Regions from separate parts of the Homo sapiens genome. Here region 1 is linked to region 2. A link is a loop called in an ENCODE intact Hi-C map of the cell type or tissue named here. Cell type or tissue: heart left ventricle. All regions are shown on one strand. Links, peaks and the distances in the headings refer to the core of each region. The heading gives the core; the rest is flanking DNA. Region 1 holds the start of DEUP1 (deuterosome assembly protein 1). Region 2 overlaps DEUP1 (deuterosome assembly protein 1).

Region 1 (15,757 bases), core at 2,944-10,943, 64 kb after region 2:
GGGTTGACTCCTAGATCTCCTCACTGGCATTCGAATCCAGGCATATTCTCTGGAGAAGCTAAAACAGAAAGGCTCTGGACTGGGGTTGGGGAACACCAGGTACAGTAGATGGCAGGACCACTGTACTGGAAACTGGGGGGGTTAAGGTCAACAATGTAAGTCTGAATTCAGCCCCCTCATCCTTTTCAGCTCCCAGAATGCTGGTATACTCTCCAGGTAGGAAATTAGAATTCTCTGGAATCTGATTAGCCTGAGACAAAAGACTGAAAGAGAGTGACCTGGGGTCCTGCAAGGAAACTGCCTAGTCTGATGACTATGGAGTAAAGACCACTGTCAATAAGCCCGCTGATATGGTTGGCTCTGTGTCCCTAACCAAATCTCATGTCGAATTGTAATTCCCAGTGTTGGAGGAGGGGCCTGGTGAGAGGTGACTGAATCATGAGGGCGAACTTCCCCCTTGTTGTTCTTGTGATAGTGAGTTCTCAGGAGATGCAACTCCCCCCTTCTCTCTCTCTCCCTCCTGCTCTGGCCACATAAAACATGCCTCCTTCCTCTTCGCCTTCTGCCATGATTGTAAGTTTCCTGAGGTCTCCCCAGCTATGCTTCCTATTTGTTTTTTGGGTTTTGTTTTTTGTTTTTGTTTTGAGATGGAGTTTTGTTCTTGTTGCCCAGGCTGGAGTGGAATGGCACAATCTCGGCTCACTGCAACTTCCGCCTCCCGGGTTCAAATGATTCTCCTGCCTCAGCCTCCTGAGTAGCTGGTATTACAGGCATGCACCACCACACCAGGCTAATTTTTATTTTTAGTAGAGACGGGGTTTCTCCATGTTCGTCAGGCTGGTCTTGAACTCCCAACCTCAGGTGATCCACCTGCCTTGGCTTCCCAAAGTGCTGGGATTACAGGCGTCAGCCACTGCACCTGGCCTCTATTTGTTAATCTAACCATATGCTATTTATATGTGGAGAAAAACTTGATATGACCTAAAAAAGGTTGAAAACAAGGTGATGAACAAAGATATTATTGATTAAAGTAAACTAAAAAGAAAGCAGGGATGGTAATATTAATATCAGGCAAAGTAGAATTAAAACAGAAAACATTAGTTTATACTTGTGCTATATTTTATAATGTTAATCATATAATATGCTGAGAAGATATACGCATAAACCTTGACACATCAAGCAACAGAACACTGAAATATGTAAACCAAAAATTGTTAGTAATACAAGAAGGACTAGACAAACTACAATTATAGTGAAGATCTTCCTTAGAATTTGACAGATCAAATAAACAAAAATTAATGTAACTGTACTTGAAAAACACAAGTTAAACATAATAACAACAATTAAAATGTTTGATTATATAACTTTTTTAGCCTTTTTACTCAACCAAAAGAGAACATACATGTGTTTTCAAATACCCAAAGGACATTAATAAAAGTTGATCCTGCAATAGACTACAAGAATAATCTTAGTGAAATTGACAGAGTCAAAATCATATAGTCCATATCCTATGACTATGACAGTAGAAAGATTAAAAAGTAATAATAAAAAGATAACTAAATGCCCCTTGAAATTACATTTTGTAAATATCTCTTGAGTCAAAGAAGATATCAAATTTGAAATGATAGATTATTTAGAAAATGATGGTGAGAACACTAACCCTATGGCAGGCAGCAAAGCTGTGCTCAGGAGGAAACTTACATGCTTTTATTATTTAAAGAAATCATGAAATCCAGAAATCATGAAAATAACTGAAGCACATTTTTCAACCCATGGGAACAAGATAGAATAAACCATAAAAGGGAAAACTAGTAAGTAGAAATTCATGAATAAGAAAACAAAAACAAAGCAAAACCTAGAGAAGGTTTTCTTAAAAAGGCCAATAAAAGGGATCACTTATTCTATAATTATGTTCTGGAAACACACTTTAAAAACAAAAAGAACAAACATAAAATTGAGTTTCAATTACAAGGAGTTTAGATTATTATGGCACAAATACAAACACCTATAATTGGAAGAAATCATGGATAAATTAACATCAAACCCGGTTATAACCATGATATCAGAGAATATTGATTCACTCACACTGAAAATGTTCTGTGGGAAAGCTCCCACCATAGGCCTTGGCACTTTCTGCTCCTGCTCTGTGTAATCTTTTCCCCAGATATAATCTCTGCTCGAATGCTGCCTTACCAAAGTATCTTTATTTGACCACTCCATTCACACTCTCTATTTTTCCCACCCTTAGCCTGCTTTATTTTTCTTCATATCACCATATGATACAAATTTATACGTTTATTATCTGTCTCTTCCACTATGGTATAAGCCCCTTGAGAAGAAGTTGTCTATTTTGTTCACTGCTACCTTCCTGGTGCCTAGACCAGTAAGTAGCTCACAGTAGACTCTAAATAGGTATCTGTTAAATGTAGGCTGCTCCACAAAACATTACTGTATATGTAGATGACATGGTTTAATAAGCTACATAACAAGTCCCTGATGATGAAGTTTTATTGTATTCATGATCTAGATTTATACATAACTCTCAATAGCATGTGGGACTGAGGCAATGCCAACCTGGGGTCTCCATGCTTTGGAGACCGTGGTAGGCAGTGTGTGGACCCATGTCTACTGTGATGAGTGGAACAGTACCTCAGGAAAACCTCTAAAAACTCTCATTAACTTGGGGGGTTGTAATTACACCATACCCAAACAAGTTCTACTGTTCCTTACTAAATTCTAAGTTCTTTAAAGACAAGGTCTGTTTCTTAAATGACTCCATGGCCTTGGATTTGTAGGAGTGAAGTGATATCTGGGACCCAACCTTAGGTTCAACATCTTCAATCTGCATCTTAGCTCTTAGTGCTATCATCACACCAGGGACCCAACACATACTTAACCCAGAATCCTAACCTGGCTCTGCTATGGATACCAGGCAGGCTGCTCCCTGCATCTCATTGCCATCCATTTCCAATGTAGGAAGGAACACAGGGATTGGAGCCAGGCATACCTGAATTCAAATCCTACTTTCTCTACTAACCTGGTGTATATTCTAGGATGAGCTCCTGCTTTTTTTGTCTTTCTACCTTTCTGAGCCTCAATGTGGTAGAGGATGCTAGTTTTTCAGCAATATCCATTCTTCCTCCTTTGTTCTAGAACTTCTAAGCTTCATCTGGTCATATGGCTACCTAGTTACAGACCATATTCCCCAGCCTTTCTTGCTGCTAGTTGTAACTCTGGGATAAAGTTCTGGCCAATGGAAAGTGAACAGAAGCGAGACCTGCCATTTCCATGTTATACTCCTAAAAGAAAAGGTCTTACTCTCTCTTCTTGCCTTTCTCCTTCCCTATGGAAGGAGCACAGTCATGATGGCAGAGCACACTTATGATGGTGGGAGCTGAAACAACCACTTTGGTCCTAGAGATAGAAATCATTAATGAAGATGGCAGAGTTGCCAAACCAATCCTGGTCCGTGTATCTTGGGTGAGCGCAGCACCTGTGACGACTATATGAAACAGACATAATCTTCAATCTTATTTAAGCTGCTGTTTTTGGAGTCTCTTTGTTATAAGAGCTTAGACTGTACTCGAATATATTTACTTTTCTTAGTTGTAAAATGAGAATAATACCTAGCAGGGCTGTTGTAAGAAGGAGTATGCAGTGGGAGCTAAAAAGTGATAGCTATGATTATTATCCAAACTTGTGCAGCTTTCTTTCAGCCTGACATCAAAGTTATGGTCTGGGCAGAATTTCTGAAAGTGAGACACCTGAAGTGGTGTGACTAGCGCCAAAGTCAGTTGCAATCAAGATTAGGCACTATACAACCACCCCTTCACCCCTTCATTCCCCAAACTCTGTGTTCAGCCAGTGGTCAGTTGGCTAGTGAAACAATAGGAAGAGAAAACTCTGTGATGCAGGTAGCAGGTAAAGAGTTAGGACAGATATTTGTAAACAGGAATTTGATTTTCTACAATGACAAATGCTATACAAATTTTATTCTTATCTCTTCGTGAAACTTTTGGTAAGATATCTAGTTCTTGATGATGTTTTTACGGAGTTGCATCTATTCTCAGGCTATGTTTAAGTGTTGAGTTCAGCCTTAAGGGGCAAGAGTAGAGGGAAACTTGAGATACTCAATGCGGCAAAAAAGGAGCAAGCTGGCGAAGAAAGGTTGCATTGTGGTAACAGAAGAGCACACGAGGCCTGCCTCCGCATCCACCACCCTTAGATATTGGACAGTCACTAAAAGTTGGAAAACAGTGATTTTTGAGTGCAGATCTGTAGTGTCAAAATCAGAAAGTCTCGCATTATAATCCTTAATTACAGTCACTTCATATTTCCTCTCATCCGCCTCACCAAAAATAATTGGCATATCCTTCTATTAATAGTAAATTTCAAAATTCATGTGTTCTCAGGAAGTTTTTGGCACAGTTAAGCACATACTTATTAAACAGAAATTTCTCAGCACTTACCCCATCGTATTATGGGCTTGGTTCTCCATGTCAAGAAACTGCTACATCTGGTTTATATTTCTTGATTTTTAATCTGTTAGGAGGAAAATGATACAAGTTCCTAAAATGTTTATATTCTTTAACCTATAAAACATGAAAATTTTGCTACTGGCAAAAACCATTTAGTATGAGTTTTTCTGTGTAGTAGCTCTTGATCCTACAAAATATAGAAACCTGAGTTTTCTGTTTTGGTTTTTTGTTTGTTTTTTGAGACGGAGTCTAGCTCTGTGGCCCAGGCTGGAGTGCAGAGGCACGATCTCAGCTCACTGCAACCTCTGCCTCCCAGGTTCTAGCGATTCTCCCACCTCAGCCTCCTGAGTAGCTGGGACAGGCAATCGCCACCATGCCCGGCTAATTTTTGTATTTTTAGTAGGGACGGGGTTTCGCATGTTGATCAGGCTGGTCTCGAACTCCTGACCTCGTGATCCACCCACCTCGGCCTCCCAAACTTGAGTTTTTTGTTTAGCGACCCCTATGCATTTACGATATTGACTTAGTGATTTATTGAAATATGTGGTACGGACTAAAATGAGCATCCATTTACTACTTATTGAATAATAGCTTGTACTACGTTGTTCGCAAACGGCTCAGTACATGAGAATGAGTAAAACAGAATTCCCATTAAAAGAGAAATTCTAGCCAGATGTTCTCAAACTTTCTATTCTTGTGGTTCCCCTAAAGGTGTGCCTTTATTTGAGTACATTCTTTCTTTGGCCCTATCTGGGTTTTGTTAGGATGACTATAACTATGAGATTTAGGACAAAAAGGCTAAGAATGCCTTTAAAAAGAAATCTTGAAATTCTTCAATGGCTCTATGGGCACTGGCTCACCTCTTGACAAAATAGGGATGTTAGCATTTGCCTAAAGTAAAAAAAAAAAAAAAGTTTTTCTCAGTAACACAATTTTAGTTAAAAAATAATCTATGACGATAACTGGAGAAAGTATTGAAAAGGACTTCAACTCCTCCGAATCACTGAATAAAAGTCAATTAAAGAACATTCAAGGAGGTAGAAAGAGGAGGAAGATTCGAGCTCACATCACTTCCAAATCGAAGAGTTTTAAGAGAGACCCTGGAATTAAGAGAGACAGAGCGGAGAGGAGCAGGGATGGTGAAGGAAAACTTGACCAGAAGGAGCAGACCAATAAATGGTTTTGTAGATTCTCAAATATCTCACTTAAACGTCAGGGAAACTGAGGCACAGACAAGTTAAGTGGCTTGCCCAAGGCCACACAACTGAAGCCCAGTCCTTCTAACTTAGGGCGCAGCTCTGCTCTGGATTTGCAAGCGCGGGCCTCCCCTCCCAGCCTCTGTCCCCGCGCCACGCGCCCCTCCAGGACCCGCGCTCGGTTCAAGCCCAGCCTCCCGCAGAGCGGCCGCCCTTTTGGGGTTCCCCTGTCCCGCTCGAGGACCCGCGCAGCCTGGCCTTTGGGTGAGGGTCAGGGGCGAGGCGGGGCCGGGAAGGCCAGGAGCCATTACCTGCGCTGCGCCGCGCTCGCCCGAGAGGTCTGAGGCGAGGGCGCAGGACCGCGTATGTCACCTCCCGCCCCGCCAGGCCCGCCCCAAGGGGCCCCGCCACCCGCCGCCGCGCTCCCGCCGCCTGGGCCCTCCCGCCGCGCGACCAACGAGGCAGTTGGGCCTCTCCCTCCCCGCGCGCGGCGCCGCCGCGTGTTGCCATGGGGACGTCGCGGCCCGAACTCGTGGCCGTCGGAGTGGGGGATGGGCGCGGCGGCGGCGGCAGGCGCTGCCCTGTGCGGCTCCTCGGCTGCCTCCAACCTCACCCCGCGCGAGCGCGACCTCGCTGTCCCGCAGTTATACGTCCAGTGCCCCCTCTATTCTGGGTCCTTTCCTCTTTGTAGTCCCACTGCCTACCCCAAGGCTGGGCACCCAAGCTGCAGCCCGGAAATACTTGTTGAATGAATGAACCAAATAGATCACGAAGGAACTGTAAACCGCTGGGGAGTTCATCATCCAGGTTCCTTAAATCCCCTTGGCCCTCTTTCCTCTTACCCAAATTTGAAGTGGCATGAAAAAGAAATAAACTTCGGGTAAAGAGAACTGCTTTTATCTCCGTTCACCCTAGCGTCTTCCAGCTGGGAGGAGCTGGATTTCACCGCTCAGCCCCTGGTTCCTGTGGTGATAACAGCATCAGCTTGTACCTGACTTTCCCGTCAAGCGCGATGGGTCCTTAAAACACTGCCAGTCAGGCGAACGGACAGTGTTGCCTCCCTTCAGGGAGAAGAGAATAGCTTCTAAGAGGAGAAGCTGGAACGAAACTCAACGGGACTGATTCCAGATTCTTTCCTTTTTCCACCAAATTCCAAGAGTCATTGATGACAGATTTTCTGTCTCCATTTCATAGAGGAAATAATAGGAAAGAATATATGTTTTCCAACTGACATCTTGAGTGATTTGTTTTAAGCACTTGAATTTTGTATTTGATTTATTTTAACCAAATAATTCCTTCCTAACACATGGAGTCGACTACTTAATTCTTAAAGTCTTTTATTTGCACTTTACTTTCATCACTTTAACGCTAATTTGCTACTTTAATATTCTATGAATTTAATGCGCACCCACATCCCTCCGTCCAGGTCCCATCTGAATTTTATAAAACCATTATGCTGTTTCTTGACAAATTGAGCTTCATAGATGAATTGTATACGGTCACCTGGGATATCAGTTCTAACAGGTGTTTCATAGCTCTCATGTTTGCATGAAGAGAGTGACTGTGTTATCTTAACTTGAAACTTTTCATTATTCTGAAAACGCGTATATTCTTTATTCTTATCTGAATTGAATGGGTCAATGTATTTTTTCTAACCCAAGGAAGGGAAAATGGAACTAGGAACGAAATTTAATGAAATCTCAGGATGCCCAAGATCACTAAGGCTATGTAACATTGCTAAGTGCTTCCATGTTCATTATTTCTTTAGAGGCTCAGAAATACACTCAGCAAGTGTATCAGGTGTTATTAATAGCTTCTTTCAGAAGATTAGGAAACCCAGGCTTAGAGAGAATGAAGGATATGTCCATGGATTTGTCCATGGATTTGCACTTGAAATGGATGATACATCAAGATGTAAACCTAGATCATCTTACTCCAAATCCAGTGTTCTCCAAACATTAAGGTTGAGTCGGTTTCTTTAGCAGTCAGGATCTTCCTTAGCAAACTGTAGGTTTAATGTTTTCCTTTTTTTTTTTTTTTTTGAGACGGAGTCTCGCTCTGTTGCCCAGGCTGGAGTGCAGTGGTGCCATCTCGGCTCACTGCAAGCTCCGCCTCCTGGGTTCACGCCATTCTTCTGCCTCAGCCTCCCGAGTAGCTGGGACTACAGGCACCCGCCACCACGCCCGGCTAATTTTTTGTATTTTTAGAAGAGACGGGGTTTCACCGTGTTAGCCAGGATGGTCTCGAACTCCTGACCTCGTGATCCACCCGGCTCGGCCTCCCAAAGTGCTGGGATTACAGGAGTCAGCCACCGCGCCCGGCCAGGTTTCATGTTTTCACATAGAAGAATAGGTGCAGGGGAATGCTTGCAAAAACATTTAAGAAGACACATACTATAATGGATTTTAGGAAAATTTAAATATAGAATAGGAACATCCCATTCAATTTAATACGAATAAAGGTTTTCATTTCAGGATGAGAGTTAAGATTTAAAATGCAAATACCTGTTCCCTACCCTGCTAGTAAGAAGTAACAGTAAAGACTTGAATTCACCTTGAAATGTCCTTATTATTAGATATTTTCAGGTAAGTTTGTTTTGAAAGGGATGAGACCAGGAAAGCTCCAGTCTAAAGGAGAGGAAGAGTGTGGCCAGGGTGGAAATCTTCCTAAACAGGGTTAGTGAGAGTTGACAAGAGAGCTTAGTCATGAAAGAAAATTGGAGGACATGGCAAAATGAGGATAAGATAAAATGTAACCGGAAATGGTCAAAGGAGAATATAGGGGGCATAAATGGATGAAGAATAAGGATGACCTTTGGAAGAAAAGCTAAGGGACCAATTATAGGGAATAAATAATAAAGCAATAGGCTAAACCTTTAAAATTTAAAAACCTTCATAACAAAATCATTTCATGGGAAAATTTATAATAGCAATATAGTAAATGAATGTGCAACTTTAGCATATGCGTGGCTATATAAAATAACTTCATGTCTGTCTTTGTATCAACAAGGAAATATTTATTTTTATATTTTTTAAAAAGCAAGTTTAAAAATTATATATATTCATTATAATTTTAAAAACTAAGTATACCATTATGCATAGAACATACCTTAAAAATTTTTTTAAAACAATTATGATGAAATAATCATAGAATTGTAAGAAACTGTAGAGGAGATACAGTCTAACCCAGGGGTCCCCAACCCCTGGGCTGCATACTGGTACTGGCCAGTGGCCTGTTAGGAACCTGGCCACACAGCAGGAGGTGAGCAGCGGGCAAGCATTACGGCCTGAGCTTTGCCTCCTGTCAGATCAGTGGTGGCATTAGATTCTCATAGAAGCGCGAATCCTATTGTGAACTGCACATGCCAGGGATCTAGTTTGTGCACTCCTTATGAGAATTTAATGCCTGATGATCTGACATGGAACAGTTTCATCCTGAAACCATACCCCCTGGTGCCAAAAAGGTTGGGGACTGCTGGTCTAACCTCTTCATTTTGGATGTGAAGAAACTCAGATCCAAAGAGTTATAATTATTTGATTAGTCTCATTGTTAGTTAATGGCAAACATTTTCAAAGGAATTTTCTGGAGATGCTTAATACACATTCTAGTTGAGAAAATAACCATTCAGCAGGAAGAGATTCAGTATTTAGAACTAAGATCACCTAGAGCAGCACTGTCCAATGGAAATATAATGCAAGCCACTTGTATAATTTTAAATATTCTAGTAGTCAAATTTTAAAAAGTAAAAAACAGATAAAGTTTATTTTAATAACACATTTATTTCATCTAATATATCTAAAATATCATTTTAACACCTAGTCAATATAAAAATTATTGAGATATTTTATATATTTTTTGCATAGTTTTTACTTAAAGCTGAATCAGTTCATTCTGGCCACATGTAGGTGCTTCATAGTCACACATGACTGGTGGCTATCATATTGGACAGGGAAGCTGGAGAACATGGGTGCCTGGTCAATGTCCTAAAGCTCTTCATTAAAGTGTGAAGGGCAATGCAAAGAGAGAGATTCTTAATTATTTGGGGGTGATTTGAGAGAGATTTTGAAAATGTCCTACCTCAGTATCCTTACCAACCTGCTCTGGGCTGCGATAGGCATTAGACGTCTGAAGAGAAATACATAAATTTGAGCCCTTAACCAGGCAGCATGAGGCCTTTCATTGTGTCATGCCTGCTAGGCCTGTCAATCATCACTATCAGGGCTGCTTCTCCTCCTGATGGGACTTTAGAAGCGCCAGGTTTCACTTGAGGATCAGAAAACAAAGCCAAATTCTTTGAAAAAATGGCTATTATGATTTCTAAAATTCTCTACTTTTACTTTTTATGGACTTTTAGAGTTTCGACACTGTGGTTTTGAAAATGTCATCCTTTTTCAGATATTAAGGGGAGCTAAAGGAGAAAGATTTTTGTATAGTCGTGAGCTAAAGTTTTAAAGATGTAATACTTATTTCCTGGAGCCATTCATGACTAGGACAATGTTGAAGTGAAAGGGCCCTAATGGGAAAAACAAATTTGTAACCAGAGAGGAAAGTTGGGCCTGCCTGCTTAATGGCCTCTTTTCACTTGGGTCAACTTCTTCTCTGAGCTCAACTCTGCAGAAACCTTTCGGGTCACTAGCTAATATGATGGAAATTACTGGGTCAAAATATAGGAAAAGACATGAACCTAGAGAAGTGAGCCCAGCACTTAAGGCTGCTTTCAAAGGCATTTGATGCTCTGGAAGAAACAGCTGCAAAACTGAGCAGCCGTTTGATAGTCTTGTGAAAAAAAGGGGCAGAAGACAAAGCCTGGGCTCAATAAATAAATAAACATCCCCTGTCTTTAAGCTGGGGCTCCAGATGACTTTACCCTCAGGAAAATGGTGAGGTGGAAATAAATCGGTACTCCTACTGACTCACAGCCAGCTTGCAATCATCTGTAATTTGGGACAACCTCCATCTTTGAACTCAGAATAGGGTCATACTAGACTGGTAGGTTAAGATACCTGGAAGAAGCAAGCAGGAATTTTCCTAGAAATAACTTCTCAAATACAAAGGCCAGAACAAAAAGAAAAATAGAAATTCTAAAACTAGAAAAAAATTACTAATAACCAAAAATAAGAACACAACAGATATGAATAATGATAGATTTGGTACAGGTGAAGGGATAACCTGTGAATTGGAAAACAGAACAGAAAAAAGTATCCAGATTGAAAAATAATAAAATATTTTATTATGAAGTTTTTTATAACTTTGGTACTTATTAATAGAATTATTTGTTGTTATGAAAGTAAAAATAGATAATATATGTGCAAGTATTTAATACATGCCCTAGCACATAGGAAGAACTCAAAAAGTATTTGTTGAATTTGAAATTTAAAAAAATTAATTTGTTGATTTTGCAGGTAATCTCTGTCATCTTATATAACTTCCATTTCTTTGCCAAAATTTTCAAGCTTCTCTTTTACTTTTTTATTTCAACTTTTAAAGCATATTAATAAGAATTTTCTATTTTATTTTGCGTGTTATGATTCCAGTCTCTAAAATATTTTGGATATATTACTGCTAGCTCTTACTCATGTTGTCTTTTTTCTTGTGTGGGTTTATAATTTTTAACTATGAGATACTTTTGAGGGGAAGCTTTATTTCTGGGACATCTTTGAGGCCAGGATGGAGGCTGAATTTTTTGATTTTGCATTTTCTTATGAGAATTGTCTGGGGGTATCACCAACTCTAAACTACTTTACATTAATTTTTTTTACAGGAGCTTTTCCAGACAACACAGGTAATATGATGAATGAAAAATAAGTGTTAGAGTCAGCTTATGATACAAATTTCCAAAACTTTTTTTTTCCTTTTCTTAGTTTTTCTTCACCCAGTGCCAAAGTCAAAATAGGCATGTTTTCTACTGTTGAATTTTTCTGCCTTTTTAAAAAAAATCAGCTTTTTATTTTAGAACAGTTTTAGATTTACATAAAATTATTAGCATAGTACAGAGGGCTCCCATCTACCCCACATCCAGTAGCCTCTATTATTAACATCTTACATTAGTCTGGTCTATTTGTTACAATTAATAAACTGATACTGATAATATTAACCAAAATTAATACTTTATTCAGATTTTCTTGGTTTTTACCTAATGTCCTTTCAGTTGCAGGACACCACACTAAATAGTGGTCATGTCTCCTTAGGCACTTTTTGGCTGTGACAGTTTCCAAGAGTTTTGTAATGATCTTGGCAGTTTTGAAGAGAGCTGTTAGGTACTTTATGGAATGTCCCTTAATTGAAATTTGTCTGCAGTTTTTCTCATGATTAGATTGGAAGGAAACTCACAGAAATTAACTGCCATTTTCATCACATTGTATCAAGGGTACATACTATCAACTTGATTTATGACTGTTGATGTTGACCTTGATCATCGGGTTGAGATGGTGTTTGTCAGCTCTCTCCGGTGTAAAGTTACTCTTTCCCCCACTTCCATACTGTACTTTTTGAATGGAAGTCATTGTGTGCAGCACACGCTTCAGGGGTAGGGAGTTATGCTCTGCCTTCCAAAGGGTAAAGTGTATATATCAATTATTTGGAATTCTGCATGGAAGATTTGTCTCATCTCCCACATTTATTTATATCAGTATGGACACATGGATATTTATTGTATACTTTGAATTATAATCCAAGGCTACTTTGTTTGAGAAAATAAACAAATTTAGTTTCTCATATTATTCCAGCTGTGGTCATTGGGAGCTCTTCCAGTTGGCTCCCATGTTCCTTTGACATACCTCATCATTGTGGGATTTTTGGTTTTGAGAACTTCATTACTTTCTATCATTATAGGATGTCCCAGTCTCATCTTGTATATGTATATTTCCTGCTCCTGCAATCAGCTCTGTCTTCAGGGAGCACTTATTAACAATGAATTATAAACCAGTACCTGGGCACTAGGAACACTCCTTGCGACTTGATTATTCTTGTTCCTAAACCCTCTCAGCTGACAGAACAAGGAAATATATTTGTGTAATACTGACCTTTGTATATACAAATAACTGTAAGTATTTCTATATGTAACCATTTGTATCTAAACAGACATGAGTTTATCTAAGCTAAAAGGACATGAGTTCACACTGTTATCTCCAACTCTGTTACACAGATTGTTCTAGCTTCTTCCCCTTACTTATCTGTAAATTCCTACTCCAATGGTAAAAAAGTGGCTTCCCATGATCTTCCATCCATTTACTTAACTGCACAACTGCTGTATAGGTGTATAACACTAACAGAATTGTTAACCTGTACCATATGGAACAGGACATTATCAATTAGAGTACAGTGCATATATATAGTAAATTTTGCCTTTAGCCTCAATAGATTTCACTCATTTCCAAAGTTACTTAAATCAGTACCTTTTCCGTCTTCCTCTTTTAGTGAAGTTGTTTTACAAATCTGTAATACAGTTAGGATGTTTTGTCACATTCTCCATTCTCTTTTGGGATCTTCTGGCCTCCTAAATATTTTTTAAATTTGCATACACTAAGGTTCACGATTTGAGACTCATTTACTTTTTTTTTTTTTTTTTTTTGAGACAGGGTCTTGGTCTATTGCCCAGGCTGGAGTACAGTGGCATGATCTCAGCTCACTGCAGTCTTGACCTCCTGGGCTCAGGCAATCCTCCCACCTCGGCCTCCTGAGTAACTGAGACCACAGGCATATGCCACCATGCTCAGCTGATTTGTTTATTTTCTGTTGAGACAGGTCTCTCTGTGATGACCAGGCTGGTCTTGAACTTCTGAGTTCAAGTGAATCTCCTGCCTCAGCCTCCCAAAGTTTTGGGATTATAGGTGTGAGCCACTGTGCCTGATCTTATTTACTTTTACAGTGAAGGTAGGCTTTTGGAATCCCAGTTTTATGCAGAAGTCTGTTGAAATCTTCACCTGGGCTGGTCTTGGGCCCTATGTCTTATTATCCTTCTGCACGTAGCCACCACAGTGTAAGCAGAAACACTCAGAGCAAAAGTTTCTTTTAGCATTCACTCCCTTGTTGGGGTTCCTCTTCTCACTTCTCACATAACTTAGGTTATGAAATCTATTGATTCTATTATTTCATTCAAACTCAGTAAGATATTTACATTTTTATAATGTTTTATTTGTTTCAATTAGATTGTTCAGCGTATCTAATCAAACATGCTACCAGAATTGGAAGTCCTTTTTACATTATTTAATTTTTAAAAAATATTTCATTATCTATAAACATCTTTTAAGTTTCCTCAGCTCTTTATTTTTGGAAACAAAATGGGGAAATTATGAATGAGTTAAATAAATAATGATTCAAGATCAGATTCCATCTGTTATAAATAGTGATGTTCGAGAAAAATTAAAGAATACAATATAGCCACTTATAAAATAAGAGAACATGTCTTTAAAATACATTTAGAACAAGAGTTTTGTATTAGGAAATTCAACTGTTATTTTTGTTGTTATTATTTAATTTTACTGAAATGACTTCCATGAATTGAGAATTAATTTCTGTATATCTCTGAGTGTCATGTTTTCTGGTTACCCTATAAACAATGTTAATATGCAGTTGGCTGAATAAAATTGAGCTAGGAATATATGAGCAAATACTTCAAACAAATATTAATAAATAAACATTCTGTCATTACCTTGAGACTGCGGCACCTGTTTTAGAGAGATACCAATGTTTTACCCATTTTAGTGTCAGCCTTCAATGATCAGGTGGAACAACATGCAGGCTGAAGAAAAATGACTCTCAGTGTCCTCATTACTTAGGTTTGTGCTGTAAGACCACTCGTCATGTTGCCACCATTATGCCTTTTTTTTTGTTTTTGGTATAAAGCATGTTAGCATTGTTGCTGCTGCTGTTGAATATATGTGGTAATACCTATTATAAAACATTATTCTAGGACACATCTGAGGAACATGAGCTTGCCACATACAGTAGAAAATAACAACAACAATTTTTTCTTTTCCTTTTCCCAGACTAAGATTATAAAACTCTTAGACATGTTTCAGTTGCTTACACATGAAACCTAGTTCATAATGTCCTCACATACAGTAGCATTTATTCCCCATATGGTTGCACTTCAAAATGCAATGATTTTGTAAAAACCTTGTTAGAAAACAACTTTTGATAATTTTGGGGAGTTATCTTCTCTAAAGAGTAAATTTACATCATTCTGTTGGAACATTTCAGAATGTCACCTGAAAAGGATACCTATCTTCAGTCTGAGGTGACCTCAACACCCAGAAACCCAGATTATCTCTGAAAGTGTGTAAATTGCTTTGTAAAGAAGGCATCAGTCTAATTATCACAGTGTTGTGTTAAAATCCACCATGCAGTCCTATTTCTGAACTGACTGGGAGAAATTCCTCAGCTTGACGTAAATCCTCAGATGATAGAGAGCAATCATTGTGAGAAGAAACCACATTCCCTTTTCTTTCTCTTTTCATGATTAAATGTTTCAATTGCATTTTCTTATTTTAACTAGGTATCAGTCACTTGCCCGTTGATAGCTGAATTAAGTTTGTAAACCATGAAGGAAAGGAAAATGTTTTTTCATCTTACTTAATCTTTTTTTTCATTCCAGTACTGATTGAAAAAAGAATCAATAGCAGTAAGCCCTCCCAGGCAGGAAAAAATATTTAATTTCATTTTACATCTTTTAAAATTGTGAATATTTTTCTTTTCTTGAATCTTCCTCTTTTTTTTGAACATACAATATGAGAAAACAACTCTACAAATGATTTATTTCTAAGAAAGCCAGCTGAGCATTGTAGAAAGAATGTGGACTTTGCATTCAGACAACAAGAATTTGAATCCCAAATCTGCCTTTTAATAGCTAAATGAGTATGGCTAATTTATTTGCCCTCATCAAAAATTAGTTCCCTTGTTTCTACAGTGGGAATAGCAATACTTACAGGACTGTAGTAAAGATTAAATTAGGTCAGTTATGTATATAACACACCTATCAGGTAGCGTCATTATTGTTATTGCTATTATTACTATTATTTATTATATAACTATTCTGTTGTTTTAAAAAATATTCAGAGAGAATAAGTATATGGCTTCCTTTAG
Region 2 (15,757 bases), core at 3,569-11,568:
TCTAGTTTTATTCTTCTACACGTAATTACCAGTTTTCCCAGCACCATTTATTGAAGAGGCTGTCCTTTCCCTATTGTATATTCTTGAAAATACATTATTTTCAATATATCTAATTTTAGTCATTCTAGTGGGTGTGAAGTGGTATCTCATTGTGGTTATCGAAGATTAATTGGCTGTAAATGCATTGGTTTATATCTGGGTTCTCTATTCTGTTCCATTGGTCTATGTGTCTGTTTTTATGCCAGTCCCATGTTGATTTGGTTACTATAGCTTTGTAGTATATTTTGAAGTCAGGTAGTATACTGTCTCCATCTTTGTTCTTTCTACTTAGGATTTCTTTGGCTATTCAGGGTCTTCTGTGTTTGCATATAAATTTTAGAATAGTTTTTTTTCTATTTCTTTGAAGAATGTCATTGGCATTTTGATAGGGATCACACTGAATCTGTAAATCGCTGTGAGTAGTATTGTCATTTTAATAATATTAACTCTTCCAATACATGAGAATGGAATATCTTTCCATTTTTTTATCCTCTTCAATTTCTTTCATCAGAGATATATAGTTTTCCTTGTATATATCTTTCACTTCTTTGGTTAAATTGATTCTTAGGTATTTCATATTCTCTGTAGTTATTGTAAATGAGATTGCTTTCTTGATTTCTTTTTCAGATTATTCACTATTGACATATAAAAATGCTACTTGTTTTGGTATGTTTTTATATCCTGAAACTTTACTGAATTTGTTTATCAGTTCTAACAGTTTTTTGGTGGAGTCTTTAGGGTTTTCTAAGCATAAGATCATATCGTCTGTGAACAGGGCTCATTTGACTTCTTCCTTTCCAATTTGGATGCCCTTTTGTGTCTTTCTCTCGCCTAATTGCTCTGGCCAGGACTTCGAGTATTATGTTGAATAAAAGTGGTGAAATGGGCATCCTTATTTTATTCCAGATCTTGGAGGAAAGGCTTTCAATTCTTCCCCATTTAGTATGATGTTAGCTGTAAGTTTGTCATATATAGCCTTTATCTGCATATTTGTTTTTGGTATTCTGTGGGGGGAATGAAGCCAGCTTGCTTTCATGCCACCATTTTGAAACTGGAAGTCTGCAGATCTTCATTTCTAAATAAAATATTATCATATAGAATCCAATAGTATATCAAAATTCCTAAAATATGGCTATTATAAGTTTAGCTGTGCCACTCCCAAAAAGACATGTTGAAATCCTAACCCTCGGTACCTCAGAATGTGACCTTATTTGAAAATAGGGTCTTTATAGTGTAAAAATGAGGTCACTAGGGTGGGCCCCAATCCAGTAGGACTAGCATCCTATAAAATGGGAAAATTTGGGCACAGAAACAGACACATAAGGAGAGAGGATGATGGGAAGAAGCACAGGAAGAAGACAGTGGTACAGGGAGAAATCCATATGAAGACAGAGGATTGGGCTGATGTATCTACAAGTCAAGGAATGCCAACAATTGTTGGCAAACCACCAGAATTCAGGAAGAGGCAATGAAACATTCTCTTCTACAGGTTTCAGAGAGAGCATAGCCCTGCTGACACCTTGAATTTGGACTTCAAGCCTCTAGAACTGTAAGACAATAAATTTCTGTTGTTTCAAGCCAGCCAGCTTTTGGTACTTTGTTACAGCAGCCCTATCAAACTGAGACTATGACTAAAAAGGTTTATTCCAAAAACTCAAAGGTGGATCAATATTGGGGAATCTGTTAACCATAGTCTATTACACATCAATAAATTAAAAAACAAAACCCACATAACATCATATTTCCTAAAAAGGCATTTGATAAAACCAGCAGCAATTCTTAATAACAACTCTAAGTAAAATAGAAAAAGATATAACTAAGACCATAAATTAAGAACAAATATATGAAACAGGAAAACTCTAAAACCACATCATTTAAAATCAAAAACTAGAAAACTTTCCAGCAAGCACTATAATTATTTAACATTTTCTTGGAGTTTTTAGCAAATGGTATATGATCAAAAAGAAAAAAAACCTACTATGAGCCATGGAAAAGAGATAAGACTATCTATTTTTGTTGATATGATTTTGTATCTCAGAAAAGCCTAAGAAACCTCTAGTAAAAAGCCTACTTAAATTAATAAGATAATTTGTATTTTTTCTATATTAACAATAAGTTCCAAGATATTGAAAAAAGGAAAATATTTTATTCATAACAGTACTAAAAATTGCAAAACACTTGGGAATAAATTTTGTTATTTATTTTATTTTTTATTTTTTTATTTTAACAGCAAACTCATCCTTAAAAAACACCTAGGAATACATTTTAAAAGAAAAGGACATAACCTGTACAAAGAAAATGGTAAGATCTTTTTGAAAAACATAAAATATGAAGAAATGGAAAGCCATTCTTGGATGGAAAAATTTACTATAATGAAAATGCCAAATCAAAGTTAATCTATAAACTTACTTCAATTCCAAATAGGATCCAACAGGAAATTACTAGGAGAAACTAAATAAACTGAGCTTAATGTTTACATAAAAATTTAAATTTGGTTTCCATTTTATATCCCACGCAAAATAAATGGATTAAAGACTTGGATGAAAGATATAATAATCTTTGAAAAAAAACTGAAGCTATATATATTTAGAAGAAATATATATATATATGTAACAAGAAGACCCTGTTAGTCAAGGAAGGAAACTCAGAAGCTATAAACAAAGAGATCAAGTAGAAGTTTAAAGCATTTTGCATGGCCAAAAAAAGTCATAAACAAAGTTACAAACAACAGATTTGGAAAAGCATTGTTAAAAATTGACATGAGGGTGGACGGGGTGGCTCACACCTGTAATCCCAGCACTTTGGGAGGCCAAGGCTGGTGGATCACTTGAGGTCAGGAGTTCAAGACCAACCTGGCCAACATGGCTAAACCCCATCTCTACTAAAAATATATAAAAATTAGCTGGACATGGTGGCATGTGCCTGTAATCCCAGCTGCTTGGGAGGCTGAGGCAGGAGAATTGCTTGAACCCGGGAGGTGGAGGCTGCAGTGAGCCAAGATCATGCCGCTGCACTCCAGCCTGGGTGACAGAGTGAGACTCCATCTCAAAAAAAAAAAAAAAAATTTGACATGAAAAAGACAAATAAGCCAAAAGAAAAATGGGCAAAGGATATATCTAATTGATATTGGTACACATTGTCAATGAATATACAAAAATATGTTCACCTGGTACTCAGGGAAATGCAAATTAAAGAGCTATTGAGAAATTACTTTATAACCATCAGAATGACAAAAATTAAAAAGACCTATAACACCTATGCCTACAAGAATGAAATTTTAAAAGGTACTCATACAAAGATGGTAGACATATGATTTAACAATAGCTATTAAAATTAAAACACACATATCCTTTGAATTAGCAATTTTACTCCTAGGAAGCTATTCCAAGGTGTAAGTATAAGGATTTTTCTTACAGTACTGTTCATTCGGGCAAAACTCTGGAAACAGAGTGGAATAAATTATCCTTGAAATAAGTATAAAAATAGTTTAATAAATTTTGATACACACCATGGAATATTATCAAGCTATTATAAAAATAAAATAGGCTTAAATTAGTTACCTTGGAAAGATTCCAAGGGATACTGTTGAGTGAACAAAAACAGGACACAGAGAAGTACGTGTTATGATTCAACTTTAAAAAGATGATAAAATCCCCAAATAGGTACTATATGACTATATGTATATATATCTGAAAAAGTTTAAAATAATACATACCAAGTAGTTAACATGTATCATCTAGAGGAGGGGGTATAATGCGGGTAGATGAGTGGAGGAAAGAGGGAGGAGTAAAGCAAGCAGCAACAACAAAGTGACTGCACTAAAATTGCCCTTATGTAAGTTATGATTAAATTTATAAAAAATTATGTATATCTTATATGCTCATATATTTTTTCTAAGAAATTAGGAAAAATAAAGGGATGTTCATCTACTGATTTGTAGAGGTGTTCATGGACTGTCAAAAGGCAGTTTTGGAATAATGTATATATTATACATTTATTTCTGTAAAAGAACATTCAACCCATCTCCTCCTTATGTGTGCATATGCAAGCAAAAAGTTACAGAATGCTACAACAAACACTAATTCGTTAGCACTGGATAGCTTTGGATTGGGATAGGGTTGTGGATCATTAGCTTCTTTATACATCTCTGTGTCTGCTATTTCTTAAAAACACAAAAAGGTGAACAAAGTCAAACACCTAAAGGAGCCAGAATTAGGCAGGCTCAGTGGGGGCTGTGACGACCCAGAATATACACTTAAAAACATTCAAATTGAAATGTAAAAAAAATACAAATACCATTTTGTGAGTGAAAAAAGCACTCACGGAGGCAGGATCTGATTTAACTTTTTGTGTGTTCAGCATTTAGAAATAAAAATGTCATAGATGACACACAGTTTTTTTAATGTAACAAATAGGAAAATCACTTATGCCTTACTTTTTATCCATCTGTACTCCAATCACAGGATCCATTAACCATGCCCAAAGAAGAAGACAGAATGCTTCCAGAATGTTTGCACTCTTTTGATGCTAGAATATGGACCATTATGAGAACAAGTATATAATATCACAGAAATATAGTATCATAGCTTAAGGAGGGCCAATGGAGAATGTCTAATTCAACTCCCTCATTTTATAGCTAAGGAAACTGAGGCCTAATTAAGTAATTAACATATTCATCTCTTATCATTTCCATTCCTCATATGGTAGAAAATTATTTTAGAATTTTCTCAGAGCAAATAAATGATAAACAAGTTAACAATGATATTTCATTCATTCAATAAATAAAAATTCTCATATAAAATCAATTTTCTATTGTTACATTAAACAATTGAAAGGGGATGCACAGAGCCTGTTTAAGTTCCTTTGTGTAAACCTATAGAGCCATTGGTTAAAACCAGTAGTCCTTATCCTGAATAATTCATTTATTTCTCCCTCTTTTAAATCAACCAACACTCATTGAACACTTACTTTATGCCTGAGATGTGAGGTACTGGTGAAACAAACACCAATAAGACATGGTTCTCTGCTTGCCATCCACTGGGAAAGTGACAAGCAACAAAACAAGTCAGAACAAAATACGAACTAAATGTGGCATTCATTCTGACTGGGGTTTCAGGGGTGGCTTCGTTGAGGGGAAGATTGGCACTTGAATCAGGCCACATAGGATGTAGGATTTCAAAGGCAACAGCAAGAAGAAAAGCAAGGAAATAGCATGCTTGGCATATTTGAGGGAAATGATCAGAATTGAGCCCAATCCAACCAAAGAACAAGGGAGAAAACCAGACATTCCAATGTTCTAGCCTGAGGATAAAAGTAACCTCAACTGAAGCACAAGATAATTTACCACCCAACTCCTTCATGTCTAACACACAGCAAGTGCTCAATAAATGATGTCTAGGTTAATCGTGACCAATTCAGTAATCTCTTTGTTCAATTTATTGAATGATGTCAGCATATTACCATGTATTCTCCGGGGTCTAAATCTCCCATCATTCCTTTTAGATGTGTGTTTTCAGTTCTGACAGCTTTATATTTCATATCTGAGACCTGAAATTAGCAGATAAAAGGCAAATGTAAAATTCATAATAAAAACTCATAATTCTATTAAAATTTTGTCTTGTGAATACAAATATTTTCTAAGTGTAATGAAGGGAAACACTTCTTCGGTACGACCAATAACATTCAGGTATTCTTATTTAGTTCTCCTGTCTTTGGCAGGCACCACTTTACGTCTTTTTCTGATCAATGCTAAACTACAAGCATATACTTTCAATAATGATTCATTTAGTTTTGTCCTACAATCCCAAAATTCCATTTCTGGTTTCTATTTTCTATTGTATGCAAATTGTCACCAGAAAAAGCACATGTTAAAAGCATGTTTGAGTAACTGTCCATTAAATTTATTCAACACCTGATTAATTTTTACAATAGGCAATACATAACTTTCATGTTTAATTTTGTTCTGATATTTCTGCCAAAATTCCATCTTTTTTAGTGACTACTTCATTTTGTCTCTCAATTTATTTTATCTTTCCCTGATTTATTCTACTTGACAGGACTTGGATATGGTATCTGTCCTTTTACTTCTCTAGGACTCATTTCTGTATAAAACACGTGCCTTAAAAAGATTTAATTTTGTAAATTACCAATTTATGCTCATTGACAAAACCTAGAAAACGTACAAAAATATAAAGGTGAAAATAAAAATTATTCATAATCCAACTAGCCAGATCACTGTTAACACCTGTAAAATATCCCTGCCTATACAGGTACAACCAAAGAGATTATCCCATCTGTGCTGTTTTCCTGTGTACTGCAACAATAAATCACGGTTTAAGGCTTACAACTGGGCAAAGGCTAAATCTTTTCTGTTTTCATAATTCACGATTTTAGTCATGTTATTTGTGAAGTGACCCTCATATGCCTAGAAAATTATTAAATGATGCTCTCAAAACCTTTAGATTTGGGGTAAAAAAGCAGATAAACCCTGTGCTCTCAATAGTAGGCCATCCATTTGATCATGAGTAAGGGATGGAGGGAATTTAAAAAATAAATAGGCAGGAAGGAAAGGAAGGATGTAGAAGTTACTTGTAGTATTTTAACAGAAGAATGTTACAATTGCTGTTTTTCCTCACGTACCATGCTGTGCATTGACTGCATGTTCAGTAAATATGAACTAATTTTCATGTTTCAACATCCATTTGTAAAAAGCCTGAAAGAAATACATGAAGTGTGGGGGAGGGGTAGGAAGTGTTGAAGAAGAGCTGGAATAGAGACTTTTTTTTAAAGATAAAAATGTTAATGGAAGAGAAATACAGAAAAACATACTCAGGAAGAAATATTTGATTAGAGTGTACTGTGGGAGGTGATCAGAATATAGGTTACAAGAAAATGGAAAGATGAGATTTAATGAAATTGTCTTGCACTGTCATTTCCCTAGTCCTTTTTGTTGGTGACACTTTGTGTTATCTCTGAAAGGTTTTATGTAACACCACAAAGCATTTCTGTGAAGCTAGTCTCAGAAATAATACCAAGAAATGTAATGTTTTCATTAGTCAATAATGAAGGCTACTATTGGCACTGAGCAAGAATGTGCCCTAGACAAGTGCTATTCTGCCTGCTTGCATACCTTTTGTTTTGCTAACATTTTTTCTTTTATTTCTAATTCCATTTTTAACTGTTTTTCCAGAAGGGCAGCTTTCTTTGTGACAGTTGCTATAGTGATCTCCTTCTGATGAAGCTCTTCTGTTAGGTCAGAGATTTCATTCCTCATTCTTTCCTGCTCAGAGTTATGGTACTCTTCCACCTGTTGGAGTTGGCTTCTTATCTGCAGCAGATAGAGACTGGAAATATTATTGAATCCTTTTATTTATAGAGTAGCTTAAAATTTTACTGGCCATGTTCAGTCCTTCTATTCTGAAACTTTGTCAGGGCCCACTTCACCCTCCTTTTCTGATCAATGCTAAATTAAAAACAGATACATATAATAATGACTCATTACCTTTTTTCCTTCCAATTCCAACATTTCATTTCTCACTTCTATTTTCTGTTGTATGCAAATCATCACCTATGACTGATACTACTTTGATAACCACTTTGAGAGGAAGGTAAAGAAAGTATTATCAAGCATTTTCATGGAGAAAAAAATTGGCTTTAAAATGGTTACATGATTTGCTCAAAGTCATAAAGCTAATAATCGGCAAAGCTAGGACTGGAATCTAGGACTCTTGGCTTTAAATTCAGTGCTTTTTTAAAACTAAAATAGGCTGTACTGTTTGTAACTAAACATTTGTTTCTCAGAATCACATTACAGTAAACTTCAAACAATGTCTTCATGAAAACTCATCACTTCCCTTACTTAAGCCTCTTATTTTCTGAATCTTGGCTAAGCTTCCATGTTACAAACCTCTGGATTGTCTCTGACTCCTCTCCACCCTTGTCCTCCCAAACCTGGTCAGGCAATGAATTCTGTCCATTCTATTTCAACCTCTTTTAAGTCTTGCCTCTGTCTCCATTCCTACAACTGCTGTCTTTGTCTAGCCTCTTAGCATCTTTCTAGAAACCATTACTGTTTCTAATTCTTGAGACTTAAAGTACATAATCATCCGTCTAAAAAAAAATCATAGTCCATTGGGGAAACAGAAAAATAGACGATTACAACACAGTGTAGCAATTAGTGTCAGCAGTATGTAGTGGCAGTGTGTTTAACCCAGCCTAGGGATGACAGGATAGGATTCCCAGAGGAAGGGTCATCAGACCCAAAACTGAAGGATGAATGAATGCCAATTAGAGATGCTCTAGCCGGGCGTGGTGGCTTGTGTGGGAAGCTGAGGTGGGAAGGATGCCTGGAACCCAGGGGGCAGAGGTTGCAGTATAGTGGGCTGAGATCATGCCACTGCACTCCAGCCTGGGTGACAGAGCAAGACCCTGTCTCAAAACCCTGTCTCAAAAAATAAAAATAAAAAAAATAAAAAGGCATAGAAAAAAATAGAACATATAGATGCTCTATGAAAAGTAAAAACATTAGCCGGGTGTGGTGGCATGTGCATTCAGTCTCAGTTAGTCGGGTGGAAGGGGCACTGGGGTGGGAGGATCCCTTAAGCCTAGGAGGTCTAGGCTGCAGTAGGCCCTGATTGCACCACTGTATTCCAGCCTGAATGACACAGCAGGATCCTGTCTCAAAAAAAAAAAAAAAAAAGAAGGAGGAAGAGAAGAAGAAGGAGGAGGAGGAGGAGAAAGAAGTAGAAGGAGGAGGAGGAGGGCTCAGAGGAGGAGGAGGAGAAAGAAGGAGGAGGAGGAGGGCTCGGAGGAGGAGGAAGAGGAGGAGGAAGAGGAGGGAGGAGGAGGAGGAAGAGGAGGGAGGAGAAGGAGGAGGGATCCCAGGCAAAGAGCTCAGTGAGTGAAAGCATGGCACACTCAGTGAACTAAAAGGAGTTTAGGGTAGCTAGGAGTTAGCTGCTCTGAGAAATAAGGCTGGAGAGTTAAGTAGAGGCTAGCCACAAAAGAAACATGAATTTTCTCCAGGGCACTTTTTTAAAATGGATTTTTTTTTTCATTTCACCTTTAAACATTTCAGTATATATCTTTAAAAGAACAAGGCTCTCTCTTTTTTTTAAATGTAGCCAGAATGTTATTACAATGTCTGTAAAGATTAAGAATTCCTTAATATCATCAAGTATCTAGGCAGTATTCAAATTTAAGCTTGTCTCAAAAATATAATAAATGTTGTTTAAGTTTAATTGAATTAGTATCTAAACATGATCCATTCATTGTGACTGGCTCATATATCTTTTTAAAGCCTCTCTTTTTGTGTGTTCTAAGTAGTTTACATGCATCATCTCATTTAATCCCCACAATGTCTCTCTATTTTGCAGACTACTGTATTTAGCAGATTAGAAAATTAAGGTGCATAACTTTTCACATCACATTTCTTGTGAAAGGCAGTCTAATTCCAGGACCTGTGAACTATTGTGCTCTGCAACCTCTGTGGGAAGGGTCCTGGAAGGTGTGGAAGGTGGTTCACATTTGGAAAAACCTGAGTTTTAGGGGTTGACACCTACAGAGAGATTGGAAAAATCTGGGTTTTAGGGGATGACACCTAGAGTGAGATCAGAAAAAGCTGTGTTTTAGGGGATGGCACTTAGAGTGGGGTGACCTAACATGGAAAGTACACATGTCCAGAGGCAAATGTGATCACCATCAGGCTTTATGCCACCAACCCTTCCTTCATCTGATTCTATTCATATTACCAGCATATTCAGAGTTTCAGAGTTGGATATGACCTTAGAAATCACATGATCGAACCTCATCATTTAACAGATTTTTTTAAAAAAGAGTCACAGGAACGAGAACAAGGCGGAAACTAAGAGACACGAGCACAAGTATCCTAACCCGGAGGACAATATTACAAATCTCCTTTAAATCTCTTCTGTCTCCAAGTTTTTACCTTCCAATTTATTTGATGAAATAACACGGTCAGTCTATAGTTTGTCCCAGTATGGATTTTGCTGATCGCATCCCTTTGGCATAGTTTAACCTGTTCCACTTAAAATGGAACTTTTTTTTTTTTTTTTTTTTTGAGATGGAGTCTTGCTTTGTCACCCAGGCTGGAGTGCAGTGGCACAATCTTGGTTCACTGCAACCTCCACCTCCCGGGTTCAAGTGATTCTCCTGCCTCAGCCTCCCGAGTAGCTGGGACTACAGGTGAGCACCACCATGCCTGGCTAATTTTTGTATTTTTAGTAGAGACAGGGTTTCACCATATTGGCCAGGATGGTCTCAAACTCCTGACCTCGTGATCCGCCCACCTTGGCCTCCCAAAGTGCTGGGATTACAGGCGTGAGCCACGGCACCTGGCCAAAATGGAACTTTTAAAATATAAAAAAATGAATATACTACTGTGAAAAAGGAGTAAACTATTTTTATTATTTTCACAATATTTAGATGTTAACACAACATACTATACTGCAAAACTTCTTTCTTAATGAAAGAAGAAACTAATTTACCTGAACTCCAAATGACTTTTGGTTTATTGAAAATGTGAATGTTATCACAAAATAAATGGCTAAAACAGTTCTAGACTGGAAAAAAGGAAAAGAAATAAAATACTTGCAAGATTCATAATACATAGCTCTTGTTAGTTTTATTACAAAAGAATTAAAATGCTCTTCAGAAACACTTGGAAGCTTTTTTTTTTTTTTTCCTGAGACAGAGTCTTGCTCTGTCGCCCAGGCTGGAGTGCCATGGCGCAATCTCGGCTCACTGCAACCTCCGCCTCCCGAGTTCAAGCAATTCTCCTGCCTCAGCCTCCTGAGTAGCTGGGATTACAGGCGCCTGCCACCGCGCCCAGCTAATTTTTGTATTTTTAGTAGAGACGGGGTTTCACCATGTTGGTCAGGCTGGTCTCAAACTCCTGACCTGGTGATCTGCCTGCCTCAGCCTCCCAAAGTGCTGGAATTACAGGTGTGAGCCACCATGCCCGGCCACTTGGAAGCTATTTATATAAAATTCATTTGTTACCTTTTTTTTGCACAGCATTCTGGTATTTAGTGGCCTCCAAGGGTCTATAAAGAATTCTGTGCCTCATACTCTCTCCCACCATGTCAAAACTGTGCAAAGTCAGTAGATTCTTTATATTACTCAAAGTTTTATTACTTTATCTAAATCTATGAGGTTAAGAATCATGTAACTATACTTTAGGTGGCTTTAACCAATCTTTTATCATTCACTGGGGACACCAGTAAAAAAGAGTTTTTCAAAGTTATATTTTTAAGTCAGCAAAATAAATTTTGTGGGATTATATGGCATTAAAGTGTTCAAAATATATGAAAAATGATCACTGATTCATAACACCTTTTCTCTACTTAACCTCTGTTAGTTCTCTGACAGTCAACTCTTTGGCAGACAGTACCTGTCTTTCATATTATTGTGTTTCCTATAGAAATTAGCAGAATAGCTATAGTTCTCCTAGATACTCAACAAATGTTTGTTAAATTTGTACAAACAACTGAATTTATGACCCTATATATTTATGGGAAAATTTAGCCTTAATATTAACTCATTCTCTAAGTATTTAATTTACTGTGTGTCAAGCACTATGCAGTGCACTAATTGATAATTCAAAGCCACACCCAGGTTTATTTAACTTTTAATTGTTTAGATTTTATAGCATTAAATATTCTGCCTGATCCTCAAACCTAAAGACCAGAGAGGTGGAGAATAGCTATGATAAATTCACAGAAAGAAGGCCATTACTGGATTGTACTAGAGGGAGGAGAGAATCATACTCTTTGTAGGAGAGTAAAGAACCACAAGCTCTTTAAGGACAGTGCCCAGGACTTACTCATCCTTGTATTTCTAGCTCCAGCAGAGTTCCTGGCACATGTTAGGTGCTCAGTGAAAAAATGTGGGTGCAATAAATAACTACTGAGCCAATATTTACTAGATACTTCCTCTGAGCTAGATCCTATTTTAAGCACTTTAAGTGCATTATCTCATAGATTTTACCTTAGGGTAAGAGTATGGATACTGGAGCCAGATTGCCTAGATTGAAACATGGCCTCTGCCACTTAATAGCTGTGTAATGTTGAAGAAAGTTACTTTTTCTTGGTGCCTTAGTTTCCTCAAATGTAAAAGGAGGGTAATATTAAGACCTATTTCATTAGATGTTTGTGAGGAATAAATGAAGTAGGATTTCTTAAGTCCTTAGAACAGTTCCTGGCACATGTTAACTGCTAGTTAGCAGCTAACTCATTTAATCCTCATCACAAACTTATGAGGTAGGTACCAATTATTTCCACCTTAGAAATGAGGCTCCTCAGTATCTTGCACAGGAAACTTCTCCAAGCTTACGTGTGTGGTTGAGCACCAGAGTCTGTGCTCTCAACTTTCTTGCTATAAGCCACCTATCATGGAGCCTCCAGCCCTCCACCCTCCACGTGTCGTGGGCAGTCTCCCAGTAGCACAGTGATAACTTAAGGTTTGTGTTTTTTGTAGTCTCACACAGAAAAATGTCGGAATTAGCAGCTTGGTAGATTATCACCTTACAAAAAAATACAGAAGGAAAACAAAGGGAGTGAGAAGAAAGATTTTTTTTTAACTCCCTTTGTATGTAAAGAGTTCACATCTACCTGGAAGAATGGAGCTCATTATTTTTCATACCTTGTTCAATTCTTTTTCATGATTTGGTTGATCTTGCATCACTGAAAACAGCTCTTTTATTTTCCTTTCTGGTTCTTTAATAGAAGGCAAATAAGATGATTCAAGTCTACAAATTAAACATAAAATAATGATTAAAATTAAGCTTAACTTGATAAATTGTAACGATTATATTGTTAATTTAGACCATTACAGGCTGCGGAGATAGATCATTACTTTGTTGGAAACATTTTTAGTTACAGAAATTGCAAGTTCTAATACATTCAGATCCCATAAGTATTTACATCTTTAAGTGCAAATGGTTTCAATGGAAGAAAGGAAGCAATTAATAAGGAATTTCAATTATACATTAAAAATTGGCAGAATACTGGGATTGCATATGTAGATAAGATTTTGGGAAAAAAGAAAAGACTGTATGCTATAATAAAATAGCTTGGTAACCCATTTAAAAAAAGGAAACACACCCAACTTGCTAATGTATTGTGGAAAGGAACTATGTCATGAGAAGTCTAAGGGGAGCAACTGTTCTATAAAAGAGATAAAACATCATTAACTCTGACAGTCTAACCAGAGAGTACTCAAATACATCTATTCTTTGGCTGCTTAATTTATAAAGTGGAATTGCAACCACATATTAATATTAGAGGAGAAAAGCAGAAACTAGTATAAAGAGTATAATACCCACAGGAGGTTTGAAGATGTCTAAGCAGATAATGTTCACTTTCATATGAGACAAACCAGTGAAATAAAAATCACAAAAACACAAAAATAAAGATAACCAGGTAGGGGAAGCAGCATGCTTTCTACTGGAAGTCAGGCTTGACTATTCTGGAGGAGTCTGTTGTTTTGAGGAACATATCCACTTGTGAGTACAATTTTAGGTTTCCAGATAACTTTTGAGAAGATTTCACACCTTCAGAAATTTCAACCACACAAATAAAAAACCCAAATATGAGTAATGATAAAGAAATTGCTAATTTAAAGATTGAAAATAGAGGATCTGTTATAAAAGGTATTAAGTTGGTAGTGATATCCCTGAGTTACATGTATCTAGACTAGATTGCTTTTTTTGTGATTATCAAATATATATGTTAACTGTGGATAACAAAGTATATCAGAGTATAATATACTGCTGTAATGTTAACATTCAGGAAAAACCATCATTAGCATTTTTATGTGCGGTAAATATATTTTTCCCTATGCATATATGTGTGCAAAGAAATATACACTTCCCATATAATTAGAACATACTATACACATTATTTTTCAGTGTCCTTTTGTTTCCTACTTAGTAATATATTGTGAGCATTTTCCATTTTATCCAATATTCTCCTAAAATATTATTTCAGGATCAGTCTTAAGTTTTCATTATTTCCTATAATTTGAAATGAGTGAAAAATTTCCATATTTTTTAATTCTTCCTAAGCAATTTCAGGAAGTAGAATGCTGAATTGAATGCTAAAATCCTCATGGTGGTCTTGCAAAATTCAGTGAGTGAATGAAACAAATGTCAAACTCCAATGTGGACAAGTGAATAGAAGAAAACCGTAATCATGATAATATAAAATGCTAATGTACATGTATAAGGGAACTATTATTTGTCATGTAGAACAAGAGTATGAAATTAGTTTAATAACTCTCAGAACATATCAACCCAGGGTGCTTCTACAACTAAAAAAAAATAGAAAAAGCTAACAAAAGCTTAGCATTATTGAGAAAGTTTCTGAAAATGAATAAGAACATTACCATGCTACTTTTATAAAACTACTATGCATCTATTATCAGTAGTCTGGGGTATTTCACTTTGATACAACTACAAAGAAGCAACAGTCTAAATAAAATAAACCAAAACAATAAAGCTGATAGAACAGCATTCATATGAGAACAAACTAAAAAAATTAGACTCTTTTAGTGGAAAAGATGAAGGCTAAGAATTCTAAAATACAATGGAAGTTGTGAAAAGTTAAACTTATACCTTTTCATCAAATCTCAGAATTCTAGAACTGAATTCTAGGATAAGAAAGCTGTAGTCTGGAGACCAAAATAAATGCCAAGTTAAATAGAGGATGGTAAACAGGCAGAACAAAAAAGTTTTTACTGGCCAAATATATAAATAAGTGCAAGATTTTAGATCAAATAGTGTATTGAAGGGCTGTTGGCACTGTTTGGAATTCAGCATGGGTCTTAAGAGCACCATAAAAAGTACCTACAATGCTCTTCACAAAGCCAGAGCTAGACATGGGTTGATTGGTGTGCTCTTCTGTGAAATGTCTTATGTTTTTAGGAATATATTTTCTTCATGTGAAGACATTACTCACCATACTGGAACAGCACTACATGTAATAAATATCAGATTGATTAGTAATCAGTGATGATAGTATACATCTTGTATACAGAGCATTCGATAATGCAGATTGGCTAATAGGCATTCTGTCACCATCCTTGGTGAGACACACAAATAGGTCATTTTAGGGATCTTAAGTTGCCATTTGTTATTAAGCATAGACCTCAAAGAAATGCTAGCAGGTCTCACAACTTTGAAGGTCTCACAACTTTGAAGAAATAATTATTGCCTTTAAAACAATATAACAATCTTTCAATAAAGCATCCCTATTTGGCTATTCAATTTTTAAAATCCTATCATTGATCTGGCATTAGCTTTCTGATTTTGAGAAAGATTCAAGTTCTATGAGAATAAGAGCATCAATGAACTATTAAAGCAGTCAAACTGTCTATTCACACACACAAACATTTAACAATCCTCAGCAGTCCCATTTTGTTTGTGTTTATGGAATATACAATATCTGTCTGATTTCCTTTGTGTTTATGGAATATACAATATCTGTCTGATTTTAAAAGAGAAAAAAAAATCTGTTTTAAGAAGAACCCTCAATGGAACAGACAAGATGGCGAGTTTGGTGGCCAAAATAAATACAATATGTACAAGTGAAAATGTTGACATCAGGTATAGGCAATCAAAACAAAGGCATTTAAAAATATAGAATAAATCTTATTTCTCTGAGTATACATAATTGAATACCAGTTCTATACTATTTTTGTA

What was found. A loop is a pair of places that touch in the nucleus more often than their neighbours do. Peaks named below come from ENCODE experiments on the same cell type or tissue, not always from the same donor. Only the 100,000 strongest peaks of a DNase experiment are listed, where the experiment ranks them.
Region 1: a loop joins it to region 2, with 5 times the contacts of the local background. A loop is called at or near these places in 2 of 110 quality-filtered maps.

The regions. Positions count from the first base shown.
Region 1 is chr11:93,321,001-93,336,757 of GRCh38, reverse strand. It overlaps DEUP1 (deuterosome assembly protein 1), which reads right to left and starts at 6,016. Exons shown (of 14, transcript NM_181645.4): 1 at 5,986-6,016; 2 at 4,470-4,542. The coding sequence starts at 4,498. RefSeq lists an enhancer at 5,876-6,377. In heart left ventricle, for the core only: no CTCF peak of the experiment used is centred there; DNase peaks (open chromatin) are centred at 5,850 and 6,207; H3K4me3 peaks cover 1,111 bases; H3K27me3 peaks cover 1,136 bases.
Region 2 is chr11:93,386,068-93,401,824 of GRCh38, reverse strand. It overlaps DEUP1 (deuterosome assembly protein 1), which reads right to left. Exons shown (of 14, transcript NM_181645.4): 9 at 12,700-12,805; 10 at 7,169-7,366; 11 at 5,500-5,586. Among named protein-coding and RNA genes, the nearest start is that of DEUP1, 63 kb to the right of the region's middle. RefSeq lists an enhancer at 2,657-3,158. In heart left ventricle, for the core only: no CTCF peak of the experiment used is centred there; no DNase peak of the experiment used is centred there.